Regions from separate parts of the Homo sapiens genome. Here region 1 is linked to region 2. A link is an interaction called in ENCODE POLR2A ChIA-PET data of the cell type or tissue named here. Cell type or tissue: GM12878. All regions are shown on one strand. Each heading gives the region's core, and the rest is flanking DNA. Links, peaks and the distances in the headings are about the cores only.

What was found. ChIA-PET counts read pairs that join two places held together with the same protein. Peaks named below come from ENCODE experiments on the same cell type or tissue, not always from the same donor. Only the 100,000 strongest peaks of a DNase experiment are listed, where the experiment ranks them.
Region 1: POLR2A ChIA-PET joins it to region 2 with 5 read pairs; 2 of 35 experiments call an interaction of 5 or more read pairs at or near these places.

What each region holds. Positions count from the first base shown.
Region 1 is chr11:59,560,966-59,571,465 of GRCh38, reverse strand. It overlaps LINC02739 (long intergenic non-protein coding RNA 2739), which reads left to right and starts at 5,336. Exons shown (of 5, transcript NR_187292.1): 1 at 5,336-6,451; 2 at 8,882-8,947; 3 at 10,223-10,330. It overlaps TRF-GAA2-1 (tRNA-Phe (anticodon GAA) 2-1), which reads left to right and starts at 5,014; the gene lies at 5,014-5,086. RefSeq lists enhancers at 5,041-5,540, 5,516-5,695, 5,541-6,042. In GM12878, for the core only: no CTCF peak of the experiment used is centred there; a DNase peak (open chromatin) is centred at 5,205; H3K4me3 peaks cover 1,355 bases; H3K27ac peaks cover 744 bases.
Region 2 is chr11:59,145,283-59,148,665 of GRCh38, reverse strand. It overlaps FAM111A (FAM111 trypsin like peptidase A), which reads right to left. Exons shown (of 6, transcript NM_001312909.2): 4 at 2,810-2,839. Among named protein-coding and RNA genes, the nearest start is that of FAM111A, 4.1 kb to the right of the region's middle. In GM12878, for the core only: no CTCF peak of the experiment used is centred there; no DNase peak of the experiment used is centred there; H3K4me3 peaks cover 2,355 bases; H3K27ac peaks cover 1,731 bases.

The sequences.
Region 1 (10,500 bases), core at 4,201-6,700, 420 kb before region 2:
AATTATTAATTCCACATTTACTCTAGCCTGTTACGTGACATACATTGGGGATGCAAATAGCAAGAAAGAGCGTAAACAGGCAATTGCAATCCAGTTTTATAAGTGGTGTAAAAGCACAGCAGGGACAACTATTCTGTAGTGAATTAGGAGGGAGGGGATAGAGACATGTCTGAGAAGACTTCTAGGAGAATGCATGTGAGCTGAGAGTTGCAGGTTACATAGGGGTTAGGAGAAGGGCAATGTCAAAAATGCTGCATGGAGGAAGATGAAATGCAGGGCCAAAGCATTCTGAGTTCAGATGACTGCATGAATAGCTTGTGTTTAGTGTCAAAGAGAGAGCCCTGAGATATGCTGCTGGAGAAAGTTTAGCCCCAAGTTATGGAAGGCTTTTTACATACCCTATGGAGAAGCCATGTAGCTCCTGCCTGCAATTCTAACATTTTGAGAGGCCAAGGCAGGAGGATCCCTTGAGCCCAGGAGTTTGAGATCAGCCTGGGTAACATAGTGAGACCCTGGTCTCTGTTTATATTTAAAGGGGAAGAAAAGCCTGGGTTTTTTTTCTTTGCTTTTTTTTTTTTTTTTTTGAGATGGAGTCTGGCTCTGTCACCCAGGCTTCCAGGCTGGAGTGCAGTGGCGTGATCTAGGCTTGCTGCAACCTGCCCCTTCCAGGTTCAAGCAATTCTCCTGCCTCAGTCTCCCAAGTAGCTGGGATTACAGGCACGTGCCACCATGCCTGGCTAATTTTTTGTATTTTTAGTAAAAACAGGGTTTCACCATGTTAGCCAGGCTGGTCTCGAACTCCTGACCTCAGGTGATCTGCCTGCCTCAGCCTCCTGAAGTGCTGGGAATATAGGCCTGAGCCACCCCATTCGGCCCAAGAGCCTGGATTTTTGTTTTTAACTAGAGAGCTAGTGAAACATTCTTAAGCAGGGTGGAAAATGATTGGAGAGGGGCCGGGTGCGGTGGCTCACGCCTGTAATCCCAGCACTTTGGAAGGCCAAGGCGGGCAGATCACCTGAAGTCAGGAGTTCCAGACCAGCCTGGCCAACGTGGCAAAACCCCATCTCTACTAAAAATACAAAAAAATTAGCCAGGCATGGTGGCGGGTGCCTGTATTCCCAGATACTCGGGAGGCTGGGGCAAGAGAATTGCCTGAACCCGGGAGGCAGATGTTGCAGTGAGCCGAGATCGTGCCACTGCACTCCAGCCTGGGCTACAGAGCTCCCTCTCAAAAAAAAGAAAAAAAAGAAAAAAAAAAAAAAAAGGAGGTTGGAGAGGATACGAAGATGAGAAATGGAGGGCTTCCAGAAAGGATGAAGTAGAATGAAAGCATTTCATGGCTTTCCCATAAAATGGAGGGCAGAGGGAAGAAGGAATTCTTATTTTTCTGACTTAGGAAACCTAGATGGAAGATGGTAGTAAGATAAGCAAGTTTAGAAGGAAAGTTAGGTTCATTTTTAATTTTTTTAGAGATAGGGTCTCACTGGGTTGCCTAGGTTGAAGTGTAGTGGCATGATCATAGCTCACTGCAGCCTCCAACTCCTGGGCTTAAGCAGTCCTCCTGCCTCAGCCTCTCTAGTAGCTGGAACTACAGGTGTGCGCCACTACGCCCAGCTTATTTTTTTATTTTTTGTAGAAACGGGGTCTCACCATGTTGCCCAGGACGGTCTCAAGCTCCTGGCCTCATGCAATTCTCCCACCTCGGCCTTCCAAAGTGCTGGGATTACAGGTGTGAGCCACTGCACCCAACAGGTTCATTTTTAGACATGCTTTGTAAGATGTGCCTGTTCAGAAGTCGAGTAAGCAATTTTAGAAAATGGGTCTTAACATATCATAGTGGCATTTTTGTGAGAACCGAGGAATGAGAGACTGAGAGAGCCTGCACATAAAATCAGCTGGCCAACTTAAAACACATATAATACCTTGACCCCATCTGCAGAGATTCTATTCAATTAGGGGCTAGGGCAATTTTAGACACACACACACACACACACACACACACACACACACACACACACACACATAATTGCCTTAGCCCTAATTGAATCAGAATCTCTGCAGATGGGGTCCAGGTATTTTACATATATATGTGTGTACGTATGTGTGTGTGTGTGTATATTTTTTTATACATATACACATATGTATATATAAATTATATATATGTATGTATGTGTGCATGTGTGTATCACACTGGAACCAGGTGCAGGGGCTCATGCCTGTAATCCCAGCACTTTGGGAGGCCAAGGAGGGTGGATCACCTGAGGTCAGGAGTTTGAGACCAGCCTGGCCAGTGTGGCAAAACCCCATCTCTACTCAAAATACAAAAATTAGCCAGGGCCAGGGGCGGTGGCTCATGCCTGTAATCCTAGCACATTGGGAGGCCGAGGCGGGTGGATCACGAGGTCAGGAGTTCGAAACCAGCCTGGCCAATATGGTGAAATCCCGTCTCTACTAAAAATACAAAAATTAGCTGGGCGTGGTAGCACACACCTATAGTCCCAGCTGCTCGGGAGGCTGAGACAGAAGAATCGCTTGAACCCAGGAGGCAGAGGTTGCAGTGAGCTGAGATCCTGCCACTTCACTCCAGCCTGGGTGGCAGAGCGAGACTCCGTCTCAATAAATAAATAAATAAATAAATAAATAAATAAATAAATAAATAAATAAATGAATAAGCAAGCCGGGCGTGGTGGTGGGCGCCTGTAGTCCCAGCTACTCGGGAGTCTGAGGCAGGAGAATCGCTTGAATCCGGGAGGCAGAGGTTGCAGTGAGCCGAGATCGTGCCACTGCACTCCAGCCTGGGCAGCAAAGCAAGACTCTGTCTCAAAAAGAAAAAAGAAAAAAGAAAAAAGAAAAGAAACCGACTTAAGCATAGACAAGTAAATGACTCAAGAACATAGGCAAGTAAGTGACCGGAAAAGGACTTAAATCCACTCTTTGTCATTAATATACCTAGCCTATGGTAAGTCTATACTACGGTATTAATTTTCCATAGCTGCATAACTAATTACTATAAACAGTAGCTTAAAACAACACCTGTTCTATCCATTCACGGTTTATCCGTTCATCTGTAGATGAGAAGTCCCACATGATGTGACTGGGTTCTCTACTCAGGGTGTCACAAGACTGAAATCAAGGAGTTGACCAGCTTGAGTTCTCATCTGGAGGCACTGAGGGGAAAGCTGCTTCCAAACTCATTCTTGTTCTTGGCCAACTTAGGTTTCCTGCAGTTGCAGAACTGAAGACCAATTTCCTTGCTGGCTGTCAGCTGAGAACCACCCTCAACTTCTAGAGACTGCCCGTATATTTTTGCCACATGGTCCCCTCCATCTTCAAGTCTTGTGTTTTGAGTCTCTGACTCCTTTCTGCAACCAGCTAGAAAAAACCCTCTGCTTTTAAAGGGCTCAAGTGATTGGTCAGGCTCACCCAGATAATCACATATTTTAGAGTAACCTGTACTATATAATATCACCTAATAACAGGTTATAAATTAATATGATGAATTTCATAGTCCCAGGGATTATGCAGGGTTTTGTGGGGCTGGGAGGGTGTTTTGTGGGTCATTTTAGAATTTTTCGTACTTCAACTACCAAGGGAAACCAAAAGGGTGAAATTTAAGCTAAACAAATGATAGGCTCTTGAGTCTGAAAAAACTGTAAAGTCACCTAGTTTAGGCGTGACAGCCACAAACATCTCATTTCAGATGTACTCTTAATCTTTCTTGAGAATGACAGTCTATACTCATCCTCCATTTTAAGCCTATTGTTTATAAATTCTAAACTAAGGTCATGGCGCTTTTATTTCAAATTGTAATGAGTCCATGCTGGCTCCTTATTTATGAAGCAAGTGAATACAAAGCATTGAATTATTCTAACAGCCTTATGGAGTTTATATAAAACTTTTTTTTTTTTGAGACGGAGTTTTGCTGTTGTTGCTCAGGCTGGAGTGCAATGGCGCAATCTCGGCCCACTGCAACCTCCACCTCCCTGGTTCAAGGGAGTCTCCTGCTTCAGCCTCCCGAGCAGCTGGAATTACAGGCGTGCACCACCACGCCCGGCTAATTTTGTATTTTTAGTAGAGACGGGGTTTCTCCATGTTGGTCAGGCTGGTCTTGAACTCCCGACCTCAGGTGATCCGCCTGCCTTGGCCTCCCAGAGACACCGCATCTGGCTAAAACATTTTTCAGTGAATAAATGCAAGAGATGAAAATTATGAAATGGGAGGTGGAGGAGGAATAAAATCAGCATATTAGAGATATTATTAAACCACAACTTGCTTCTTAGAGTTTGAGGGAAGCCTGACTTAATTCTTTTTTTTGACTATATATATTTAAAAATGAAAAATGCCAAGATGGTATTCCAAAAATTGAGGTATATTTTTAATGCTAGGTTTAGCAAATCAATGCTTTTAACAAATACTGTACAGTGACTCTATGTTTACCTCATGTGGAGGTAGCATTGAAAGTCTACATTTGAAGCCTTTACAAATGGCCTTCCTTACCTCTTCTATATATCCTGGATTTCAATCTGAAGATATCTGTAAAAATCACAATGTTTATATATATCTACCTTGCAAAATCTGCCTTTGCACAAGAAAAACAAGTATATTTTAAAAATTTATGGCAGTATTGTTTTTAATAATGAGATATAGAAAAAGGTAAAAAAGCTGATAGTTGTCAGTTTGATTACATAGATTATGTTATAACCATACAATCCAATACTGGCGAACGTGGATTAAAAAGTATGATAGGTCTACATAACTGCCATGAAAAAAGTCCATAATATGTTTTTAAATGAAAAAAGCAAATTGCAGGGAACTTAAAACAACAACAACAACAAAAAACCCTGAGAAAAGTGATTTATCACTTCAGTTTGTAAACAAGGGCCTTGCCTTATCACCTTTGTAACATTTGTAAAATGCCTACCTCTAGCTGAATCCATATGATCTTTGTTACCACGGAACAAATACTATTTTATTATAATTATGTAGAAAAAAAGAAAAACGTCTTCCACGGCAGCCGAAATAGCTCAGTTGGGAGAGCGTTAGACTGAAGATCTAAAGGTCCCTGGTTCAATCCCGGGTTTCGGCAGCGCTTCCGTTTTAGGCGTTAGTCATCACTACATGTGATTTCTGCAGTTAACAGGGTCTTTCTGCAGTTAACAGGGTCAACACCCTGTGGGTTCTCACGCGGGCTGGGGCAGTTAAGGGAAACCTTATCGTCATTTTCCCCTGGGAGGGAGGATACTGGGGACATATGTCTTACCTTTTAAACTGCCCAGTACGAAGTTACGCCTCTGCCCTCACTTGGGACCTGGTTTGAGACAAGCTCTTCCGGAGCACTGCGCATAGCTCACTTTCTTGAGCAACCCTGTGTCCCCGCACCCCGCTCCTCTTCTTTCGGGTTCTAGGCAGCCGTGGGCGCTGCGACCCTTCTCTCACTGTCAGAGGGGCGGGAGCTCTCGGCCTGCGCCGCCTCCGCTGCCTGCTTGGTCGCGGGCTTGCCGGGAATGGTGACAGCCCGGGCCCCCTCTTGGCCAAAGAAGTCCTCGAAAGCGTTCGGCGCACGGGCTTTGTCCAGCTTTTTAAACCGTAACAAGGACCGGGGCCGGGCGCGGTGGCTCACGCCTGTAATCCCAGCATTTTGGGAAGTCGAGGCGGACGGATTACTTGAGGTCATGAGTTCGAGACCAGCCTGGCCAACACGGTGAAACTCTGTCTTTAAAAAAGAAAACAAAAACAATAACAAGGACCCTAGAACAGCTCTTAGGTGGGGCGGGAGACAGAGATCGGAAGCCCTTTCTAGTTTAAATCTACACTAGGGTTAGAAGACCAAATACAGGACGTCCAATTAATTTCCTTTTTTTTCTTTTTCCTTTTCTTTTCTTTTTTCTTTTTTTAAGATGGAGTCTTGCTCCCATGCTGGAGTGCAGTGGCGTGATCTCGGCTGACTGTAACCTCCGCCTCCCGGGTTCAAGTGATTCTCCTGCCTCAGCCTCCGGAGTAGCTGGGATTACAGGTGCCCGGCTAATTTTTGTATTTTTAGTAGAGACAGGGTTTCACCATGTTGGCCAGGCTGGTCCCGAACTCCTGACCTCAGGTCATCCTCCTGCCTCAGCCTCCCAAAGTGTTGGGATTACAGGCACGAGCCACTGAACCCGGCCAAAATTTGAATTTCAGAGAAACAACAAATACTTTTTAGTATAAACATGTCCCAAATATTGCATGGAATATACAAAGTACATATTTGTTGTTTCTGTGAAATTGGATTTAACTGGACACCCTGTATTTTTATTTTCCAAATTGCAAGTCACTTGTACATCATATCCTTGCACCCCTCTGAACCCTATGCACCACCTTCCCCACCCCAGCAAAGATATCCAGACGCTGTATGCAGGAAGAACTGAATTTCAGAGGACACCGTTTGATCTTCAACACCTGGCAGTTTACAAAACAGGTTTGTATCCATTGGCTAATTTGTTATCAGCACCAACAGAGAAGCTCCTGGCAGAGATCACTAGGAAACACCCCGGGAATCGGCCATCCACCAGTTTCTAGGCTTCCAGAGTTGTCCATGCTTGTCTGGCATGGGGGCGGAGGTCAGTGGAACTCGGAGGATATGGATTGAATTTCAGTAGAAAGCCTCATTAAGATGATGAACCACAGCCGGGCATAGTGGCTCACGCCTGTAATCCCAGCACTTTGGGAGGCTGAGGCGGGCGGATCACCTGAGGTTGGGAGTTCAAGACCAGCCTGACCAAAATGGAGAAATCCCGTCTCTACTAAAAATACAAAATTAACCGTGCGTGGTGGCGCACGCCTGTCATCCCAGCTACTCGGGAGGCTGAGGCAGGAGAATCGCTTGAACCCAGGAGGCAGAGGTTGCCGTGAGCGGAGATTACACCATTGCACTGCAGCCAGGACAACAAGAGCGAAATTCCGTCTCAAAAAAAAAAAAAAAAAAAAAAAAAAAAAAAGATGAGCCACTCCACTCAAGGCAAGGCAATGGAAAAACACACTTAGGGAGTGCCTTCTTTTTAGTCAGGCTGGACCATGGAGGGAGAGGAAGGAGATCCATGTGTCACATTCTAAGAACTCGCAGTGTGGTAAAAGGCAAAATGAAGCCAGCCATATGGTTTTTAGGCCTATTTATACCCCTCTCCTCTTTCTGTTAATGTTTGCCAATATGCTAGCTGATATGGGGCTTCAGCCCCAAAATCGTTGAGTTCTTGGGTGGAAAGATGTATTTTGATGAGGGGCTCTTGAAAGTCCAATGGTGATCAATAAGAAGAAACCCCAACTGATCATCTAATAGACTAGAGAATTAAACTTTTCATGAGGTTTGGTCGAACGCCATTCTAGATGTTACTAGGAAGGTGTTTTTGGTTTGTTTCTTTTGAGACAGGGTCTTGTTCTGTTGCCCAGGGGTGGGGTGCAGTGGCACCATCACAGTTCACTGCAGCCTCAACCTCCTGGGCCTCAAGTCATTCTTTGGCCTCAGCCTCCCTAGTAGCTGGGACCACAGGTACGCAGCATCACGTCCGGTTAATTTTTTGTATTTATAGAGACGGGGTGTCGCCATGTTGCCCAGGCTGGTCTCGAACTCTGGAGCTCAAGCGATCTGCCTGCCTCGGCCTTTCAAAGTGCTGAGACTACAGGTATGAGTCACAGCCCCTGGCAATGAAGGTATTTTTTACATGTGATTAACGTTTAAATCAGTAGACTCCAGGTAAAGAAGATCACCCTTTATAATGTGCCTCATTAAATCAGCTGAAGCCTTTAAGAGCAAAGACTGGAGTTTCTGAAGAAGAAGGAATTCTCCTAAAAACTTTGCTATAGGCCAGGCGCGGTGGCTTACGCCTGTAATCCCAGCATTTTGGGAGGCCGAGACGGGCAGATCACCTGAGGTCAGGAGTTGCAGACCAGCCTGGCCAACATGGTGAAACCCCATCTCTGTTAAAAATACAAAAATTAGCCAGGCATGGTGGCGCATGCCTGTAATCCTAGCTACTTGGGAGGCTGAGACAGGAGAATTGCTTGAACCTGGGAGGCGGAGGTTGCAGTGAGCCAAGATTGAGCCACTCCACTCCAGCCTGGACAACAGAGCAAGACTCCATCTCAAACAAAAACAAACAAACAAAAAAAACTTTGGTATAGAAAACCTGCCTTCCTGAGTCTCCAGCTTACTGCCCTGCTGAATTTATTTATTTATTTATTTATTTATTTATTTATTTATTTAATTTTTTGAGAGGGAGTCCTGGTCTGTCACCCAGACTGGAGTGCAGTGGCGCCATCTGGGCTCACTGCAACCTCTGCCTCCTGGGTTCCAGAGATTCTCCTGCCTCAGCCTCCCAAGTAGCTTGACTACAGGTGTGCACCACCACGCCTGGCTAATTTTTGTATTTTTAGTAGAGACGGGGTTTTACCGTGTTGGCCAGGCTGGTCTGGAACTCCTGACCTCAGGTCATCCACCCGCCTCAGTCTCCCAAAGTGTTGGGATTACAGGCATGAACCACAGCACCTGGCCTGCCCTGCTGAATTTAAACTCAAGATGGCAACCTTAACTCTTATCTGAATTTTCAAACCGTTAGTCTGCCCTACAGGTTTTGGGTTTGCTGACCCCCACAATGTGTGAACCGAGCTCTTAAAATAATCTTTCTCTACCTCTGTTTCTATCTGTCTCTGTCCTACTGGTTCTGTTTCTTTGGAGAACCTGACAGCATGCTTTAAAGTGTTACTTATACACACAGGTAAGAGTGAAGAATGAGATTGTTACTATTGTTCTGAGCAAAAGCCAACCACCTTGGGACCAAAAGTGGGAGGCATATTCCTAGGAAATGTTGGGCCTAGCCTTTGCCCTAAAAAGGCAAGCCCTGTCTGTTTTCAGCCTGAAGAGGAGAGGGGGAATCCTGGTGAGAAGCATTTGGAATTCAAGCTCAGAGAAGAAGACACGGTATTTCTGGCTGAATCACATTTCCTGCATGCCTGCACACTCCTACTCACCTTTCAAGGCACAGTTCTAATGCCTTACCCCCTGCCAGGTGCTACTCTGCCTTCCTTCTAGTGATTTCTCTGGGTTACCAAAGGTCTTGCATATTTCTCTATTAAAGCATTGATTAAAAGCCATCTCGGCTCACTGCAACCTCTGTTTCCTGGGTTCCAGCGATTCTCCTGCCTCAGCCTCCCGAGTAGCTGGGACTACGGGTGTGCGCCACCGCACTTGGCTATTTTTGTATTTTTTGGTAGAGACCAGGTTTCACCATGTTGGCCAGGCTAGTCTCAAACTCCTGACCTCAAGTGATTGGCCCGCCTCGGCCTCCAAAGCGCTGGAATTACAGGCGTGAACTACTGCTTTGGCCAAGCTGCATTCTCAAAGGTGTAAAGGGTAGAAGTATATACCACCCGAAAATATGCCACTCCGGCCTAAGGATTATTTTGCGCTAAAGGCAATTGGGAAGAAGCTGATTAAAATAAAGCTCCATAGCCTCCCCCTATCTGCCTAAAAGCAGGATATACATTTACAAAGTCGTTCCTCCTCCTTTCTCTACCAGGAAGGACAAAGGTTGATAACCTAAGACAACTTTAGGTCCTTAACAGCTTGGAGACGTGAACAGAGGGGACCACAGAAGTACATTTAACAAGCTTTAGGAACCTGCCTTTATCTAACATTAATTTCCCATATATTTGCTTTCCCACAATTTGCTGTCCCTGGAGACCCGAGGTCCTTTCTTTTTGCTTTCTTTTTTTTTGTTTTTTTTGGGACAGAGTCTCGCTCTGTCGCGCAGGCTGGAGTGCAGTGGCGCGATCTCGGCTCACTGCAACCTCTGCCTCCGAGTTCAAGCGATTCTCCTGCCTCAGCCTCCTGAGTAGCTGGGATTACAGGCGCGCGCCACCACGCCCGGCTAATTTTTGTATTTTTAGTAGAGACGAGGTTTCACCACATGTTGGTCAGGCTGGTCTCGAACTCCTGACCTCAGGTGATCCGCCCACCTCGGCCTCGCAAAGTACTGGGATTACAGGCGTGAGCCACCGCGCCCAGCCTTTAAGGTCCTTTTCCTTTGTGTTGTCACTTCTCCAAAAACGTATTGTTCTTTGTTGACGATGCTGTATAAAATGGAGTTCTCAGCCACACCTTTAGAATTACTCATTCCCTGGGTATGTCCCATGTATATATGAAATGCACATGTTAATACACTTGTTTTTCTCTTCATTCTGTCTGTTGTTACAGGAGTCCCAGCTGAGAACTCAAACTGGTAGAAGGAAGATTATTTTTCCTTCTCTATAGGTGCTTGGAGGTAACGAGGGGAAAGGAGTTGAAAGGAAGGTGACATTTCAGGTATTGATGGGACAGCACGTGCGAGGCCTAGAGGACTGAAAGTTCTTGATGGGATCTGTCAGAAGAAAACAGCTGCGTGTACAGGGGAGAAGTGGGAGGGGCGGGTCGGCTAGCGAGCTGAGACGGAGCTGCGCGTGCGTCGAAGTCGGGGCTGTGGGGGCGGGGTGGGT
Region 2 (3,383 bases), core at 126-2,625:
CTTAACAATAAAAGCTCTCTTTTCGAGAACACTGCGTGTCAGGCACTTCATGAAAATTATACTAAACACTTTATGAAAATTATCTCTAGCTGCAAATTCCTGCGGATGCTATGCAAATTAGGTATAGCTACACTTTGCTGATGGGGAAAGTATAGCTTAGAGAAGGTAGACGAACTGCCCAAGGCCAGAGCTATGTGGCAGAGATGGAATTCAAATGCAAGTATAAATAATAGAATAATTTTCAGTTGGAAATTTCAAAAAGCTGTTCTAGTTACATTGATGTTAAAATCTGTTATTCATTTAAGATGAAGATGGCAAGGGGAGATAAAATTACAGGGAAGTGGTGAGGATAGAGCTGAGGAAAGAAACTTGGAATGAGATTTTAAAAAGAAATCTGGAAAGTTTGCTAGGGATGATAGTCAGAAACCTTAGTTGCTGCTTTAGATTTTTTGTTTAAAGAGGTATTTTTCCTTCTATCTCTCCTCTGATGTCTCCCTAGAAGAGGATGAACAAACTTTAAATAAAATAGTGACATCTTCAATAGTAATAAATACCGCTAGAAAGATAAATACCATTGAGGGCAGCAGCCATGTCTGTCCTTAGTACCTCAATATTTCAAAACAATGTCTGAGACATGTCAGGCCCTTGAAAAAGATACATTTCTAAAGATACATTCAATAAACGAATGGAGTAGGCATATGGTGTACTATGCCCTGTTCTAAGTGCTTTTCATCAACTATCTCATGTAATTCTTACAACCCTATGAGATAGGTACTATTTGTCTCATTTTACTGGCAAAAGAGCTTGAACACCCAGGGAGATTAAACTTTTACTCAAGGTCATAAAACTCAGAGAATATACTTTCAGGACTTTTTATTATGAACAATTTATTAGAGAAAAAATGAGAGAATGGTATAATGAACTTCTACATACCTATCACATAGTTAATTGTTCATTTTTTTGCCAATTTATGTAACAGTGAAACAGTAAAAGAACTAACATAAAGAACTCTATTTTTGTTCACGGGGTCTTTATCCATTCATGCATGGAGGGGAGGTTAATTTTAGAGCAGTGAGATAATATGCAAAAAAAATGTAGTTTTAAAAACTAGCTCTGGGATTAAAGGGAAAGTATGTAAACAACTATGGATTGTTAAAAATTTACAGGAGGGTTGTGACCTGGAGAACAAATATAAATATAATCTTTAGATAACTTCCATTTGACAAGAAATACAGGGGCTAGAACATAAGCTAAACAACAACATGTAGAAGCAGCCCAGGAAATTAACATTCTATAGAGACAACTTATCTGTTCTCTTCAGCAAATCAATGCTTGGGCTCACTGGAACATCAGGACAAAGACATTCCCAACCTTCTTGGATCCTTGATGGTGCTCAGATGTCTCCAGTCAATGGTCACCTCTTGATCGTAAATCCCTTCTCTTCCCCATGCCCTTAACATAAAGAGCCTGAAACTTGTACTCACTTAAGAGGCTACTTTGGGTTGCTAGTCTGCCATCTTCTCAGTTTGCTGGCTCTCTGAATGAACCTGCTTTTCCTCCCACCAACTCTCATCTCTCATGTTTGGCTTTGAGGTGTGAGTTGCCAAACCCGGGTTTGGCTACCCTTACACCATCCTTTTATTTTACTAGATGATTTATGTTACAGCTAGAAACATCATGACATTTAAACGCTAATGGTCACTTCCCATCTCTAAAAATTACATAATTTTTCTTTTATAATCACAATACTGATTTATTCATACCAAGATCCAACTGAGGTACACAGTTTCCTTTATATGTCTTATAAGGCTCTTTTATTCTAGAAAAAGCACTGATTTGTTGAAGAGAACAGAGAAATTGTCTCTATAGAATGTTCACCTCCTGGGTTGTTTCCTCATGTCATTGTTTAACTTATGTTCTAGCCCCTGTATTTCTTGTCAAATGGAAGTTATCTAAAGGCTATGTTTACTCTCGTAACCATTCCACTATGGAACAAGAGTCCTGGCTTTCTAGTTTACTGTCAGTCATTGACTAGGGAAATTCATTTAGCCTTTCTGAGCCTCAATTTCTTGTTTGTAAAAAGAAGCAATGATTCTAAATGAGATAATGAATATGGAAGTGCTAAAATAATGTTAGAACTTATAAAACTGTCTGAGTTCAAATATCAGGTAGCCACTTACTAGCTGCATGACCTTGGGCATATTAATTAACTATTCTTCCTTCATTTTCCTCACCTTAAGGTGGGAATCAACCTTGTTATAAAGATTAAGAAATATATTGTGGTCTGGGTGCGGTAGCTCATGCCTGTAATCTCAGCACTTTGGGAGGCCAACGCTGATGGATCACTTGAAGTCAGGAGTTCGAGGCCAGCTTGGCCAACCTGGTGAAAACCTGTCTCTACTAAGAATTAAAAATTAGCTGGGCATGGTGGTGGGTGCCTGTAATCCCAGCTACTTGGGAGACTGAGGCAGGAGAGTGGCTTGTACCTGGGAGGCAGAGGTTGCAGTGATCCGAGATCACACCACTGCCCTCCAGCCTGAGGCCTGAGCAACAGAGCGAGACTTCATCTCTCTCTCTCTCTCTCTGTCACACACACACACACAATATATATATACACACATACACACACATATTATATATATTATATATGCAATCTATCTATATATACAGTGTGTGTAAATATATATATATATAGAGAGAGAGAGAGAGCATATGCAAAGCCTTTAAAACACTGCCTGTATGTAATAGGTCCCCCAGTAAATAATCAATAAAAAGGTCATGTAAATGTTATCAATATCAATACACTCACCACAGGGATACTTTTTAAACAGCAGAGAACCTAGGAAAAAAAATAGAAAATGTACAATTGCGGAACTGGGCTATGTTGCAACATCCCTAAATGCAAGAACTTGTTGCCCAACTATTAAGAAAATCTAGGGATTCACTGTGTCTGTTCATGATGTCTCATCTTACGAAGTTTGAGAGAGGATCCGGGTGCTTTAGGAATGATTAATAGACACAGACAAAAAAAGGAAAATAAAATGGGCAGAAAGAAACATTAATTTTGCATGTACTTGAGCAATCACAGTGGAAAGGGGCAAGAGGTTAAGAAAACACTCCAATATCCTCCGTCTCCCTACATTGTTTTCAGTATCCAGGATAAATCAGATTATATCAAAATATAAAGTGCTCTTAGCTATCCTATACCAACCCCTGTTTTATACTTGACATCAAGGTTCTACTTACCTAAAGAACTTGCTTGACTTCCTACAGCAAAGGGATAAAGCAGTGCAGCCTGGGGCCCATGTCCAGCCCACCTGACAGCTCCCCTTAGGAATTTCTCTGTCTCTCAATCTCTCCTTCCTTCCCTCTCTCCTTCCCCC